2 separate regions of the Homo sapiens genome follow, and region 1 is linked to region 2. A link is an interaction called in ENCODE POLR2A ChIA-PET data of the cell type or tissue named here. Cell type or tissue: A673. All regions are shown on one strand. Links, peaks and the distances in the headings refer to the core of each region. The heading gives the core; the rest is flanking DNA. Region 1 has its middle 21 kb from the start of TMEM200A. Region 2 holds the start of ENPP3 (ectonucleotide pyrophosphatase/phosphodiesterase 3).

Evidence for each region. ChIA-PET counts read pairs that join two places held together with the same protein. Peaks named below come from ENCODE experiments on the same cell type or tissue, not always from the same donor. Only the 100,000 strongest peaks of a DNase experiment are listed, where the experiment ranks them.
Region 1: POLR2A ChIA-PET joins it to region 2 with 16 read pairs; 2 of 35 experiments call an interaction of 5 or more read pairs at or near these places.

Annotation. Positions count from the first base shown.
Region 1 is chr6:130,340,504-130,348,842 of GRCh38, reverse strand. It overlaps a transcript of SAMD3 not described here. Among named protein-coding and RNA genes, the nearest start is that of TMEM200A, 21 kb to the left of the region's middle. In A673, for the core only: no CTCF peak of the experiment used is centred there; no DNase peak of the experiment used is centred there.
Region 2 is chr6:131,635,504-131,643,842 of GRCh38, reverse strand. It overlaps ENPP3 (ectonucleotide pyrophosphatase/phosphodiesterase 3), which reads right to left and starts at 6,541. Exons shown (of 25, transcript NM_005021.5): 1 at 6,381-6,541; 2 at 2,313-2,388. The coding sequence starts at 6,458. It also overlaps the pseudogene RNU4-18P. RefSeq lists a silencer at 7,813-7,902. In A673, for the core only: no CTCF peak of the experiment used is centred there; a DNase peak (open chromatin) is centred at 422.

The DNA of each region.
Region 1 (8,339 bases), core at 56-8,055, 1.3 Mb after region 2:
TGAGGAGTGCTTTACTTCCAACTATGTGGTCAATTTTGGAATAGGTGTGGTGTGGTGCTGAAAAGACTGTATATTCTGTTGATTTGGGGTGGAGAGTTCTGTAGATGTCTATTAGGTCCGCTTGCTGCAGAGCTGAGTTCAGTTCCTGGATATCCTTGTTAACTTTCTGTCTCGTTGATTTGTCTAATGTTGACAGTGGGGTGTTAAAGTCTCCCATTATTATTGTGTGGGAGTCTAAGTCTCTTTGTAGGTCTCTAAGGACTTGCTTTATGAATCTGGATGCTCTTGTATTGGGTGCATATATATTTAGGATAGTTAGCTCTTCTTGTTGAATTGATCCCTTTACCATTATGTAATGGCCTTCTTTGTCTCTTTTGATCTTTGTTGGTTTAAAGTGTGTTTTATCCGAGACTAGGATTGCAACCCCTGCCTTTTTTTGTTTTCCATTTGCTTGGTAGATCTTCCTCCATCCCTTTATTTTGAGCCTATGTGTGTCTCTGCACATAAGATGGGTTTCCTGAATACAGCACACTGATGGGTCATGACTCTTTATCCAATTTGCCAGTCTGTCTCTTTTAATTGGAGCATTTAATCCATTTACATTTAAGGTTAATATTGTTATGTGTGAATTTGATGCTGCCATTATGGTGTTAACTGGTTATTTTGCTCATTGGTTGCTGCAGTTTCTTCCTAGCCTCGATGTTCTTTACAATTTGGCATGTTTTTGCAGTGGCTGGTACCGGTTGTTCCTTTCCATGTTTAGTGCTTCCTTCAGGAGCTCTTGTAAGGCAGGCCTGGTGGTGACAAAATCTCTCAGCATTTGCTTGTCTGTAAAGGATTTTATTTCTCCTTCACATATGAAGCCTAGTTTGGCTGGATATGAAATTCTGGGTTGAAAATTCTTTTCTTTAAGAATGTTGAATATTGGCCCCCACTCTCTTCTGGCTTGTAGAGTTTCTGCGGAGAGATCAGTTGTTAGTCTGATGGGCTTCCCTTTGTGGGTAACCCGAGCTTTCTCTCTGGCTGCCCTTAACATTTTTTCCTTCATTTCAACTTTGGTGAATCTGACAATTATGTGTCTTGGAGTTGCTATTTTCAAGGAGTATCTTTGTGGCATTCTCTGTATTTCCTGAATTTGAATATTGGCCTGCCTTACTAGATTGGGGAAGTTCTCCTGGATAATATCCTGCAAAGTGTGTTCCAACTTGGTTCCATTCTCCCCGTCACTTTCAGGTACACCAATCAGACGTAGATTTGGTCTTTTCACATAGTCCCATATTTCTTGGAGGCTTTGTTCATTTCTTCTTATTCTTTTTTCTCTAGTCTTCTCTTCTCACTTCGTTTCATTCATTTGATCTTCCATCACTGACACCCTTTCTTCCAGTTGATTGAATTGGCTACTGAGGCTTGTGCATTCATCACATAGTTCTCGTGCCATTGTTTTCAGCTCCATCAGGTCCTTTAAGGACTTCTCTGCATTTGTTATTCTAGTTAGCCGTTTGTCTAATTTTTTTTCAAGGTTTTTACCTTCTTTGCCATGGGTTTGAACTTCCTCCTTTAGCTTGGAGTAGTTTGATCATCTGAAGCCTTGTTCTCTCAACTCGTCAAAGTCATTCTCCATCCAGTTTTGTTCTGTTGCTGGTGAGGAGCATTCCTTTGGAGGAGGAGAGGCACTCTGCTTTTTAGAGTTTCCAGTTTTTCTGCTCTGTTTTTTCCCCATCTTTGTGGTTTTATCTACCTTTGGTCTTTGATGATAGTGACGTACAGATGGGGTTTTGGTGTGGATGTCCTTTCTGTTTATTAGTTTTCCTTCTAACAGTCAGGACCCTCAGCTGCAGGTCTGTTGGAGTTTGCTGGAGGTCCACTCCAGATGCTGTTTCCCTGGGTATCAGCAGCAGAGGCTGCAGAACAGCGGATATTGGTGAACAGCAAATGTTGCTGCCTGATCGTTCCTCTGGAAGTTTTGTCTCAGAGGAGTACCCCTCCGTGTGAGGTGTCAGTCCACCCCTACTGGGGGGGTGCCTCCCAGTTAAGCTACTCAGGGGTCAGGGACCCACTTGAGGAGACAGTCTGTCCGTTCTCAGATCTCCAGCTGCGTGCTGGGAGAACCACTAGTCTCTTCAAAGCTGTCAGACAGGGACATTTAAGTCTGCAGACGTTTCTGCTGCCTTTTGTTTGGCTATGCCCGGCCCCCAGAGGTGGAGTCTACAGAGGCAGGCAGGCCTCCTTGGGCTGTGGTGGGCTCCACCCAGTTCGAGCTTCCCAGCCACTTTGTTTACCTACTCAAGCCTCAGCAATGGGGCAATGGCCGGAGCCCCTCCCCCATCCTCACTGCCACCTTGCAGTTTGATGTCAGACTGGTGTGCTAGCAATGAGCGAGGCTCCGTGGGCATAGGACCCTCCAAGCCAGGCACAGGATATAATCTCCTGGTGTGCCGTTTGCTAAGACCACTGGAAAAGCGCAGTATTAGTGTGGGAGTGACCCGATTTTCCAGGTGCCATCTGTCACCCTTTTCTTTGACTAGGAAAGGGAATTCCCTGACCCCTTGCACTTCCCAGGGGAGGCGATCCCTCACCCTGCTTCAGCTCATGCTCGGTGTGCTGCACCCACTGTCCTGCACCCACTGTCTGACACTCCCCAGTGAGATGAACCCAGTACCTCAGTTGGAAATGCAGAAATCACCCATCTTCTGCGTCACTCACGCTGGGAGCTGTAGACTGTAGCTGTTCCTGTTTGGCCATCTTGGCTCCTCCTCCCAACCATATTAATTTTTAATCAAGTTTTTCTTTCTGAAAACTTCCATGGCTGCATATTGCAAAAAGATAAAGTGCAAAATATTCAGCCTGTCATAACAACCTAGTGTGCTTTTTACCCTTGTAGCCTTATCCAAAACCCTTCTCATGGAACTAACAGAACTGCCTTCCCTGGATGTCCTGACAGTTAATTTGGGAACAGGCACAATGACACATGACCCATGACAGATACTGAGACTTTTCTGGTTCCAATTATGAGAATCTGTTCTCTGCCTTTTGCTTCTTGAGCTCCCTACATTCATATGTGAAGTCAGGCAGGCTTCTTTTGTACCACTTGAGGACAACTGACAAATTCTCTCCTTCCTGCTGTGTTATGGGGCCTAGAAGAAGCTCAGTGTCTGTATTTACTCATTCAATAAACAGGTGCCAAGGGCCTGCCATATGCCAGGTACTGAGGATTCAAAGGCATTCCAAACCCTGCTGCCTCTCGGGGGTGTTTCAGGAGACTTGGACACAGTCCTTATCCCCATGTCCCCCAAACCAATCTCATCCATAATTTTACCTAAGCCTTGTCATAGCCTGGAGGATTTGTATTCCCTAACACAAATACAGTTCCATCTAGATTAACACAGCTTCTCCTGTTTTATCCAAAACACTCCTGGGTGATGAACACCCTGACAGGCAGGAGGAGCTGAGTTGTCTACACAGCTGCCTAACAGGAAATACCTCAGTGGATGGCGGCTGCTTGTTTCTGCAGAAAAGAGGTTGTGAGTTTCTGAGGCTTGCCTTTTTCATTCCTAGGCTTCTTTTTCTAATATCCTTCCCTCTTCAGGGGAGCCACTTGTCCTCTACCTCCACCTCCACACAAGTATCTAATACTTTCCTGCTTACGCAGGCTTCTTCCACCTCCACTCCCATTCCCTGATCCCCAGAACAGAAAATTCAGCTCAACTCCACACTCATTTATTAAAGACATATTAAGTATTGAGCCACTTACTTATTGCCCCACCTTAAGAGGTTCAGAATAAATGGAAGAATTTGATGGAAATTTAATCACAGCCTAGTTTTGGTTCATAAAGCATCCCTTTTTCCTCCATTTGTGTACTGTGATAAAAACAAGTTGTGCAGACATTTTGGTAGAGGAGATGGAGGGGGGTGGGCATAGGGGGGCAGGTGTCCTGAAACAGTAAAAGGAAATTTTTTTAGGCCAAAGTAAAAGGAATGCAGTCTTTCTCTTTTTTTTTTTTTTTTTTTTTTTTTTTTGCTGTTGTTGTTCTTTCTGCTTCCTTTCCCTTCACTTCTACCCCCTCTCCTCCTTCTTTCTTTCTTTCTGGAAAATATGCATATATTGGGGTGAGTGGCATCTGCAGCAAAGGATTCCCTGTTACAAGCCAGGGAATGGCTGGGCTCCATGGCTCACGCCAGTAATCTCAGCACTCAGCACTTTGAGAGGCTGAGATGGGTAGGTCACTTGAGGCCAGGACTTCAAGACCAGCCTGGCCAACATGGCGAATCCCCATCTTTATTAAAAATACAAAAATTAGCCAGGCCTGATGGTGTTTGCCTGAAATCCCAGCTGCTCAGGAGGCTGAGGCAGGAGAATGAATTTAACCTGGGAGGCGGAGGTTGCAGTGAGCCGAAATCACATCGCTGCACTCCAGCCTGGGCGACAGAGCGAGACTCTGTCCCCCGTAAAAAAAGAAGCCAGGGAAGGTCAGAAACAAGTATCTCCAGAAGAATGTTTAAGCAGAATATATTAAGAGAATAAATGTGGATTAAAAAATAGATTCCAGGATTTTGCCAATGGGCAAACATACAGATAGCGAGAGACATACATGTAGGAAAAACACTGGGAGGACAAATAACAAAATGTTAGCAGCTGTTCTTACTAGTTGGAGTTAGAGGAGAATTTTCTTTTTTATGTATTACCAAATTTTCTGCAGTGAACGTTTGTTACTCTATAATAAAATAAATAAGTTGGTAATAAGACAAGGAAAACAAAAGCCAGAAAAGCTTTTGTCCCTGAAGGTTACTTGCTGCCTTGTGTGCCCAGTGGGCCACTCTCTTATGGGGGTTATTGAGGTAAAAGGGGTGTCCTTGACCCTTTTTTTTTTGTTTGTTTTTAAGACAGAGTCTCACTTTGTCGCCCAGGCTGGATTACAGTGGTGCGACCTCGGTTCACTGTAACTTCCACCTCCCCGGTTCAAGCGATTCTCCCGCCTCGGCCTCCCAAGTAGCTGGGATTACAGGCACCCACCACCATGCCCGGTTAATTTTTGTATTTTTAGTAGAGACAGGGTTTCGCCATGTTGGCTAGGCTGGTCTCAAACCCCTGACCTCAAGTGATCCACCCAACTCAGCCTCTCAAAGTGCTGGGATTACAGGCCTGAGCCAGAGCTCCCAGCCCATGACTCATTGTCAATAATTTCTTCTAGCACTGATACCTTTTCTCCTGCCATTTTCATCCACTTCTAGGCTACTTCTTAGTACACCCAGCCCCTAACTCACCCAGCCCATGCATACCCTTTGCCCTAGGACTGAGCTCTCCCCACAGTGAACCAGCTCTCATAGTCTGACTTCCACGAAAGGAATATGTGGACAATCTTTGAATCAGGAAAATAACAGAAAATTGAGCCTATAGGACACATATAGCTTTCTTACAATACTGCAGAGATATGCCTTTTATTATTTAAATATTTCTCACCCATGCATCAGTATGTTATTTTTGTACTGGCAATGAAGTGTGTGTCAAAGCCCTATGTGACTAGAAAGCATCCTTTTCATTGTCTTGGTCATGACTTTTGATATAGGTAGCTCACTTATGATCCCGATTTGTGGAGACTTGGAGTTGACTCAGGGGACCTCAGGGAGAATGTCCGAGCTTTCAGTGAAATGAAATCCTTTTTATAGTAAGTTAAAAAGATTATTTGAAAAAGATTCTGTGTTTATTGATAATGCAGACCTGAAATTGCCCTTCATACTAGATTTAATATAAAATTAGACAAAAAACTAAAAGTACACAGAAATCAGTAATTCTAGAAGTGATTAAATTTCACTCTAAACTTCCAAAAAGTTGTCTACTTTCAGAAATTTCCTAAAATGACTTACTTAACTCATTTTAGAAAAGTCTTGTTCCTTGTATAGTTGAATCAAGGCCCCACCATGGTCAAAATGTCCTAGGTTCACCATCTACATTGCTTACTAAGTCATGATCAGCAGCACTTCCTTTCCTTTAACACTCTGTAGATAAAGCCTTTGAGAATTTTATCAGATTTGAATAATATTTCTTATTGCCACCTTTCAGGAAAGCTACTTAGGTCAAGAACAGTTAAAATCAATTAAATAATGAGTTACATATAAAATTTACCACACAATGAAGTGTTGGGTTAAACAATTTTCTTTCTAATCTTTTATTTTAATAATGGAGTCTCACTGTTTTAGTTATAATTAAAGAAAAAGAGGTGTTTATTCCTGGTATTATGAAAGCCTGTCTAGCTGATATGGTATTTTATGTTTTTTAAAGAAGAGAAATTCCTTAAAAAATAAGAATACACTGTAGTTTACAGAGTCTCTAAAGTGAGTTTTAAAGAGATTAACTTTAATTAATTATAAATGTGATTGCAAGATATTAAAATTAATAACCCAATTCTTAGCTAAAATTAATTGAAAATGATGCTTAATGCACAGTTTGCTTAGCAATTACATTTTTATATTTTCACATTAATTTTCCAAAAAGCTCCTGCTCAGTTTATGCATGATAGCAAAAAACAGCTCATTATGATTCCAAAACAATTTTTTCTGGGGTTTGTAAGCAACATCTTGTTAAAACAAAAACAAGGCTTTAAATCTCTAGTTCTTAACCATTCTATTTTATTTGATATATATTTATTAGACAGAGGGTCTTTTGAGAATCTGGTAAAAGCTATGGCCCCTTATTCCAGAAAAAGACAGATGCAATCATATTCACAATTTTGTCCCATGCTCATAGAGGGTTTCCTGACAACTTGATGTCTTTCTGTGGACCACCCAACTAACCAAAGACCCAAAGTTAAGAACTACTGTCCCAAAACAAAGCAAACAATTATGGTAAGGTCAGGAGACATGTCAATGTTTTTGCTTTGTAGGAACTCTTTATTTTCTTATTAAGTTAAATCCATTGGTGGAATAAAAAGAATATTTTATGGATTTTTTAAAATTTATGGAGCTAAATTTACAAAGGTGTTTAGAGGTGGAAAACACATGATGGTACATTTTAACACAGAAAATGGGGAAGACACGGTGAAATGTCATCCTTTAGCCATTTATTTCCTAAAAGGCCTCAAAAGATCATGTTTCCATGTGTTTAACAATCTGCTAAAATAACAACAAGCCTCCCACTCATAAGTGCTGCCATCAGCCCCACTCTTAGTATACCAATTCCAGGATGTCATCCACATCCTTACATACTGACAGATGAAAGCCACTCCTCATTGTCAAAGTTCTCACTGCAAACACACCCTTGCATGTGCCGTGAACTTTACTGACTCAGAGTATTTTCTTTCACCTTTATATAATTTAAATATTATTGAAGTTTTAAGCTGGAGTGGGCTTCAACTAACTAGAGTAAGCTTCATTTAATTTTGAGGCAAGTTAAGTATGATTTTATTCTACTTCTTACTCAACGAATCTGCTCAGCAGGTTCTTAAGTGAGAGAAATTAACAACAAAAGAACTAAACTAAAACCTGAATTAAAAACAAGAACTAGGCATTCCTATGCATCTTTATTCTAAAAGTCATTAAAGTTTGACCATTTTGCATTGTACATGGGGTAGTCATCAGTCAGCTGAAGGATTCTGATGTGATATCATGTGTTAAAGCAAAACAGAGTAATAGACCATATTGGTTATTATCACTAATTTATTTATTTCCTTCCTTCCTTCCTCCCTCCCTCTCTTCCTCCCTCCCTCCCTCTGTGTTTCTTTCACAGCAAACTCAAACAATACACAAACAGTAACACTGAGAGTTTGTGGAATCCCACATCAATAAGGCTTAATTATTAAAGGTACCTAAAACTTTATGTGTTCTAAATGTACTGAAAACCTTTTAATGTTTCTGGCATCATTTTTTGCATCCAGACAAATTTCACTCAAGGATGACACACCCCAACTGAGGCCTGACTGCATCACAGAAATCAAACATCTTCAAACAAATAAATAAACAAAAATGTTTAAGAAAAGACTGAAGCACAAAACCTTCAAATTCATCATAAAGGAAACCAGATGACTGGTTACAATAGCAGGAAATCTCACACTAAGGTGTTTGTGAAGAAAGTCTCAAAATGATATAAACATAAATATGATCAGAATATCCAATTGGATCAGACCTAGTATTTTCTTTCTCTTAGAGTTTCCAAGGAATTTTTGTAGAATTAAAAGATGAAATTGTGAGAATCTATTTTCATTTTACTTTAACCCTTCTAATTTTTACTTAATTGATTAGTATTTGTGGTAATAAGAGCAATGGCTCCTCAAAGATGTCCATACCCCAATCCCCCAGAAACTGTGACTATGTCATGTTGTATAGCAATGGGGAATTACAACTGTAGA
Region 2 (8,339 bases), core at 110-8,109:
TTTTATTGTCTGTCTTGCATGCTAAAATATAAACTCCTGGAAGGATTTTGTCTCTTGTCTTCACCACTTCATCTCCAGTAATTGTAATAATACCAAGCACATAATGTTCAATCAAAAAATACGTGTAGTCATGACGGTAAATCTGTAAGAACATGCACAAATTTTAAAACTCACATTAGAAAAAATACATATTGCCTATGGAAGGTGAGTTAACTGGAGTGGAAAATGGTGAAAATGACCCAGGGTTGGGGTTTAGGAGAATAGATGCGGTGGAAAAATGAGTAATAAAGAGGATGACTATGTTAAGGATGCTGGCAAAAAGGGGCTGGAGTTAATTACCAATGCCCTGCCAGGGAGAGGGAAGAGCATGCTGCCACATAGGGCTGATCAACTCAGATGAAAGGACGAGGACAAGGAAAAATGACTCCGGGAAGCCAGCCAATGGGTGTACTAAAGTGAATGAAAGAGCTGGAACAAAAGGAGGTTTTGTTCAGACATTAGATATGCCTTCTGCAATCAATTTATGTGATTTAGGGGGTAAAATAGCCAAGAAGTGATGCCCATTTGTGTGTACTAACATCAAAACAATACCACTGAAATGGCCTGTCAACATTTCTTTGATCAAGGACTGGCACTATGGCCCAGAAACACAACAGCCAAGTGACAAGAGAAGATAGTAATCTTCCAGCAATTATTCAACTTTTCAGTTCTACTGTGCTCCTAGGTCATACTAGGGAAGCTGAGTGTTTCTCAAGTAGACACATGACTGGAAAATTATCAGTTAACCTTACTGAGGCTTCCTAATGCTGCAGCAATGAGACTTACTCCACTGGAGTCACACTAGAAGGTTTTAGTCAAATTTAAAAATGGGGCCAGAGCTTTGTGCATTGGCAGTATAGTAGCCAATGAGGTTTATTTGAGGTATGATTATTGCTCATAAAAATTTTACAAAGGCAAAAATAGGGTGAGGGTGCTGGGCACAGTGTCTCACACCAGCAATCCCAATGCTTAAAAGAAGCCAAGGCAGGAGTATCACTTGCATCCAGGAGTTCAAGACCAGCCTGGACAACGTAGTGAGACCCCATGTCTACACAAAATTAAAAAATTAACCACGTGTGGTAGTGCATGCCTGTATACCAGGTACCTGGGGGGCCGAGGTGGGAGGATCACTTGAGCCCAGGAGATCGAGGCTGCGGTAAGCTGTGATCACACCACTGCACTCAGCCTGAGCAACAAAGTGAGACCTTGTCTCAAAAAACAAACAACAAAAAGCGGGGGGACATGAATGATCTAGCAACTGGCTTCATACTTCACCTTAGTAAAAGTAACAAAACAATATGTAAAAAGATTATAGGTAATTCTTTTTATATTGTCATTTGTAAGTGGTGCATTTACTCTCCATAATAATGAAATATAGCAAAAGGAATGTGAGGTATTTTATATTTTGGGACATATTTCTCCTATTTTTCTTTGCTTCTTATAAGAAAAAAATTTTTGAAGATATTATTATGCACTACTTTTCAAGAATTTGGCACTGTCCAATCAAGAACCAGGAGATTTTAGGGGTAGAACAACTCTAGCGTGGTGTCAAGGTACAGGGTGGTGGCAGGAGGTCATGGGAATGAAGCAACAAAGACTTTCAAGACTAAGTGGCTAGATACTTTGTCATCAGATGTTGAAAATGACAGTGGGAGCAGAATGAAAAGGCTGTGATCCACTTACCAAAGTCCATTATAAAGATGAAGAAGGGCCAGGCGCGGCAACTCACACCTGTAATCCCAGCACTTTGGGAAGCTGAGGTGGGTGGATCACTTGAGCCCGGGAGCTCGAGACCAGCCTGGGCAATGTAGTGAAACCCCATCTCTACTAAAACTGCAAAAATTAGCCGGGTGTGGTGGCACACACCTGTGGTCCCAGCTACTTGGGAGGCTCAAGTATGGGAGGATCACCTGAGGGCAGGGAGGAACTGCAGTGAGTGGAGATTGTGCTCCAGCCTGAGAGACAGAGTGAGATCTTGCCAAAAAAAAAAAAAAAAAAAAAAAACCAGGGTGGAGAAAGGTAAGAGAAAAACACTGGAATGATAATGAGTCTCAAATGAGCAGGGTGAAAAAGTAAAGTCCAGAAAGTACAGTGAGCAATGCCAACCTCAGATGTGGACTCCCGATAAGTAGAGTGGGGAAAGGGAGATGTCTAGAAGCAGAATGCTGCATGGAGGACAGAGGAGGCTTGGGATGGGAGATACATTTTAATGAATTAAGGCCAGAAGAGAGAAGAAATAAGGGAATGTTCTGAGAAAAGGCTGAGGGGTATACCTTGCTTTTCCAGTTTCCTGAGTCCAAGCCCCAGGCCTAATCCAAGTGACATGATCACCAGCAAAGCAAGAAGAACCTATTGCAAAAAGGAAAAAGTAACTTTTATAATTTTTTAAAAAATTACAAAGATACAAATAACCACCCTTTCTCAGTATTCTCTCTAAGTACCTGCAGCGTACTAGTTATGCCAGATACCAGATCCAACAATGATCTAGTATCTGGCCTAACTGGAGGTATAGTATTTTATTTAATGCTTGAAATTAAGAAAGAATATTTTGGCAGAATTTAAAGATACCATTTATTACAGATCTTCAAATTCAAACACATTTACCATTCAAATGCAATGAACTTAACTGCAAATTGAGTTAAAGTTAAGAATTAAAACCATAAAACCATTTTTCTGGGCCATTTTTTTTAAACCAGGCACCCATTTGTGATCATTTATTGAAAAGAATTGCAGAACTGTTAAATCCTTAACTGCCTCATTCTAAGGGAGCAGGGCTTTTTTTCCTACTCTATCACAGGATGATAATAATATTTAACATACGTAAAAATACATTGTCCAAATAGTTAACTAGCAAATAATCTGTTTTGGTCTTCCACTCATACAAACCACTTAGGATAATTTGGAAACTGCCTGACCAAAGATTGTTTATGTCATTCATTATCGCTCTGCTGACAAAGCCCTTTGGTGTAACGAACTTTATGCTATGATTAGATTAAACTATGATATAATTAAAAAGAATTCTTCTAGCTGCCCTCTTTCCTCTTCCATGAAGTCCAGAGATAAGCATGCTGGATGACAGGGCTTGAATACTGTATGTTGTCATAAAGAATGGCAGAAAGACACGTAATCAAATTACTTAGGAAAGTATTTTACAATAACCTTTGTTATAGTTTCAGACACAAAAAATAACTTTCACAAAAGAAAAAAACATCAGATTTTGCTTAGATAATTAAGAAGTACATAAATTATTTTTTTGAGGATTGTTTTCATTCTGAAAGTCAACTGGAAAATTAACACATCTAATGTTTACAATGGAAGTGAATTCAACAATTGGGAAGCTATGTTACAATACTAAGAAAACAATTCTTATATGAAGTCTCAAAGTTAGCTCAAGGGTCAGTGACCTTTCAGTACATGTTCATTCAGTGGAGAGGATGGAGAGGAAAAAATGAACATAAGCATTTACTAAATAACACCATTAGCAGTTCCTCCCTTGTCATGGTGCTTAGAAGACACAGTCGACTGAAACTAGAGTGACTACAAAGCAGAAAAACAACGTTGGGGAACTCCTTCTGGTAAACCTCACACATCATAGACTTACAAATTAACATATTTTGGTTTACACCTTATCTGTGGTACTTTTGCTGTTCAAACTTGCTAGAAAAATCAACAACATCTAGCTGTTCTTAAGATGCTTTAAAACTTCACAATATTTAATGTTAGAATCTGTTTCTTCATAATTTTTGTATTTGTTCCATATATTTGTGGCTTGTTTTCTACATTATTCTGTGAGCTCCTTGAGAGTAAAAGGCTTATTTATTTATTATTATTATTATTATTTAGAGTTGGAGGTCTCACTATGTTGACCAGGCTGGTATGGAACTCCTGGCCTCAAGAGCTCCTCTTATCTCGGCCTCCTAAAGTGCTGGGATTATAGGCACTAGCCACTGTGCCCCGCCTAAGAAGTTTATTTTTAAGCCTTTATAATCATTTACTATAAATATGTAATTCCAAAAAAGCTTCTTGATATTGGGGTGCACATGTATCTTAAACTATGTTACACTGTGCACAAAGTGGGGAGAATACTCTGAACATCAAAAACTGCTGAGAGCACATCATTTGGCTTTAACTGGGCTAAACAAAGAGTGCTAGAAACACAGCAGATACCTTCAAAATGTTTAAGTGAAACTTTAGTAAAAGTTTGAAGACATCAGGGTACTTTTGAAACAATGATTTAAAAATATTGAACTTCATTATATATACTCAAAAACCACTAGAGAGATACAAAGAAGGGAAATTAATGATGCACAAATTTTGCTGTGGAAGATTTTATAATTTCCTGAATTGATAAGCTAGGATAAATATAATAAACATGCTTGAAGTCCCAGCTACTCGGGAGGCTGAGATGGGAAGATCATTTGAGCCAAAGTTGGAGCCTGAGTTGCTGCAGCAAGCCATGATCATGCCACTGTCTTCCAGCCTGGGCAACAGAGCGAGAACATGTCTCCAAAAAAAAGAGAGAGAGAAAAAAAAAAAAATATATATATATATATATATTAGCATAAGAGCTATAAAGAGCACTCTGAAATTGAAATTCTCAGAAGGATAAAGAATAAATGGAATATATTGAGGATTTACTTTGTTACTAGGCTTAATACTTACACACATTGTTTTACATTATTTTATTTACTTCTTGAAACAATTCTGGAGAGACAGAGAATAGCGGTGACCTTAAAATATGGGATATAGGGAAAAGCTGCGGCAAGATTGGTGTGAAAAAATAATGCAATTAGTTTTGGTGTAAGGTACTGAGTCAGGAGTCAGGAAGCAGGCATTTGAAACAGGCTAGTGCACTGGGGCACACACATAGTCCCCAGCTACTCAAGAGGCTGAATGAGAGGATCACTTGAGCCCAGGGTTCAAGACCAGCCTGGGCAACATAGCGAGACCCAGTCTCTAAAAATACACATATTACCAAAATAATAAAATTAAAAAAAAAAAGAAATTGTGTGACAGAGGCTGGGCAAAAAGTCAGAGCTGGTGGATTACTTGGAATTCTTGGCTGAGGAAAACACTAGAGGCCAGGTGCAGTGGTTCATGCCTGTAGTCCCAGCACTTTGGGAGGCCGAGGCAGGTAGATCACTTGATCCAGGAGTTTGAGACCAGCCTGGGCAACATGGTGAAACCCAGTCTCTACAAAAAAAAGAAAAGAAAGAAAAAAACTCACAAAAACTTAGCTGAGCCTTGTGGCATGTGCCTGTGGTCCAAGCTACTCAGGAGGCTGAGGCAGGAGGATCACTTGAGCCTGGGAAACAGAGGTTGTGGTGAGGTGAGATCCCAAAGGAGAGAGACCCTGTCTCAAAAATAAAATTAAAATTAAAAAGACTATTAGAGAACATGAGATTTCTTAAGAGATCTTAGATAGGGTTTAGTGAAGCTTGTGTTGTAATTTTCATGAGAATAAAGATAAATTGTTGGCTAAGAATGCAGATAAGGAAAAAAGTCATAAAATGAAAATGTCAATGTCATGGTAGAAGCAAGGGGAGAGAATAATTCAGAATGAGAAAGTACCAGGAAGTTATTGTTGTTATGAACACTCAAGTGGATGAAGGACGAGGAGGACTGACTTTTGAGTCAGGGACTCAGTACAGTAGAAACAAAGCCAGAGCACAAAGGAATGGTTGGGGGCTGAGAAAACTGAAGCAATGAAATGAGCCCTCTTTACCCCAAAAGTTTGATGGCAAAGGGAAAAGAGAGAGTAATAAAATCAAGGAAATGGATAAGCGTATTTCTGGAGTAAAAAGAAAAAGAAAAAAATTTAAAATTAAAAAAAAGAAAAAAGAAAATAAAATCAAGGAAAATTTATTTGGGGGGTGAGGGGGGGTGGCAGATCTTACCACATGAAATGACAAGAGAGAGAAAATAGGCAAAAGAGACTATCTCTAGGAGTGAAGTAAAATAGGATACAATTGTTGGTTCAGCAAATAATAGGGTACAATGATTTTAATTTCTCACTTTCTTGTCTTAAAATACTCATGCAATAAAAAAGTGATTGAGAGGTAGTTATAATCATGCAAAAAATCAGCGCCACAAAGCGTTCTGTCATGGATTCCAACTTTTGAGTTTAACGTAATGTTAACTTGTTGTTACTCAAATTTCTTACGTGTAAAATATGATTTAAGATATTAATTTGCATTAGAGTTTTCATAAGGGATAATACTGAATACAGTTACTTAAAAGTTTACATTTTAATAGCAACACAAAGAAATGTAAATGGGAAATCATATACTTTTAACATTTGTCACAAAACTAGAAAGACTAAAAATAAGAATTGTACTTACAATGCAAGCTATTTTATATTTCTTAAGAGTGTTCTTCTTAACAGGTTGTTCCGTTGCTAAAGTCAACGTAGATTCCATTGTCCTGGTAGCTGCATAGACCTGTTTTATCAGAATAAATTAGTGCTCCTTCTTTAGTCTAGTCTGGCAAAGAGAAACTGTATGAGTTACATAGCTGTGCCTGACTTTTAACTGTTTAGGAAGATCACAGCTCTTCAGTGATTGGGCAATCTGGAGAGAGGAAAAAATGTTGTAATAAGAATCGTGTGAAAAGATTAAAGTTCATTTCTAGTATATTGCAGACAACTGCTCCTTTTTTCCTTATAACTTTTACTAAATACTAGTCAAGACATATATAACAAGAATAACACAATCATCAAATTTTAATGCAATCCGATCTTCTGTTTTCTTTAAAAATAACCCCGAACAAAAAGCCTTGTCACAGAAATTTCAGACTTTCCGCTTTTCTATAAACTTCATAGCAGCTGAAAATCAACATAGCAAAACATGTGCTTTGACAACAGTAGAAATTCTGAAACTCTGCTGAACCAATATAAAGTACTTAGTTCTGTGATAATTATATCTTGCTTTTTACAGTGTTCACAATTTGACAAGTTTTTATACACATTAGCTCAAGTCAAACTTAAAAATATCCCTTATAAACATTTTATTCTTGTTTTTAGATGAGCAAATTAAGGCTCTGATTATTTAAATTAAGTTATTATATATGACTTATTGCTCAAAATTATTTACTAGGTGCCAGAACTAGAACTGATACCCAAGACTTCTAACTCCCCAAATCCAAGCAATTTTCACTAATCAATTTAAATTCACTATTTTCTTATGTATCTAGACTGGTGCATCCTAGCATGTGTACTCCATGCTGAAAAGGGGTTACAGTTTGGTGATGAAAGAAGCTAAATTAATAATAGTGTTGGTCAAAGAGAATTTTAGCAAATAGTGGATGCTAAACTCTTCTAGTTTCAGTGACCCTAAGGCAGTGATTCTCAAAGTTTGGTTCCATGGAACATGAGTTCTATGACAACCCCCTTGGTTAAATAAAGCTTGAATACTCCTCTAATGAAAAGATTATCAAAATCCTGTAGACTGCAGTACACCCTTTGGAAAACACTACTCTAACTAACTAAACTCTTCCAACCCTAAAAGCAGTGAGAAAAAAAATATGAAAAGAATGTATTCTAATATAAATACAATGACTGCATCACTACTCTAACTAAACATGTCTAAATCATAGAATTTAGACACTATTTCTGAAAATCAGGGGGAAGAGGATTGCTTGAGTCCAGGAATTTGAGACCAGCCGGGGCAACATAGGGAGACTCTGTCTCTATAACAACAACAACAAAAATTAGCCAGGCATGGTGGTGCATGCCAATAGTCCCAGCTACTGGAGAGGTTGAGGTGTGAGGATCCCTTGAGGCCAGAGTTTGAGGCTGCAGTGAGCCATGACAGATACACAAACAAGCAGAGACAGATTTCAGACAAAGACAAGAGAGGGGGTGCACTCGGGCAGAACAGACTCAAAACCCACTCAAAACCTGATCTTAACCAAATGCAAAGCAGGTGTATAAGCGAGCCCTATTGCTTCCCTGGCAGTACCAGGCAAATGGCTTAACAAGCCCAGATGGGAAAATAATAGGCTCCTGGCATAAATCTGGTTTTACCCTTTGAGCGCGTCCACCCCGATCTCCGTTATTCCCCAGTAGGGAGAGGGACGTGTGGTTTTGCACATGGGATAGCCCTGGGGAGAGTCTCCAGGAAAACCTCACCCGGCAGCTGCTGGGAATCTCCCGAAGACTGTCTTGTCACAAGGAGTGTGAGTATTCCTTCGTTATCTTGTCATGCTTCAAGGCCCAGGAAGGCCTGGGAAAGAGTCTTGGTGGGCCTTTGTTACTTGTTCTGGACTTTGTGTAAGGGCACTGGCTCTCTCAGCCTTTAATA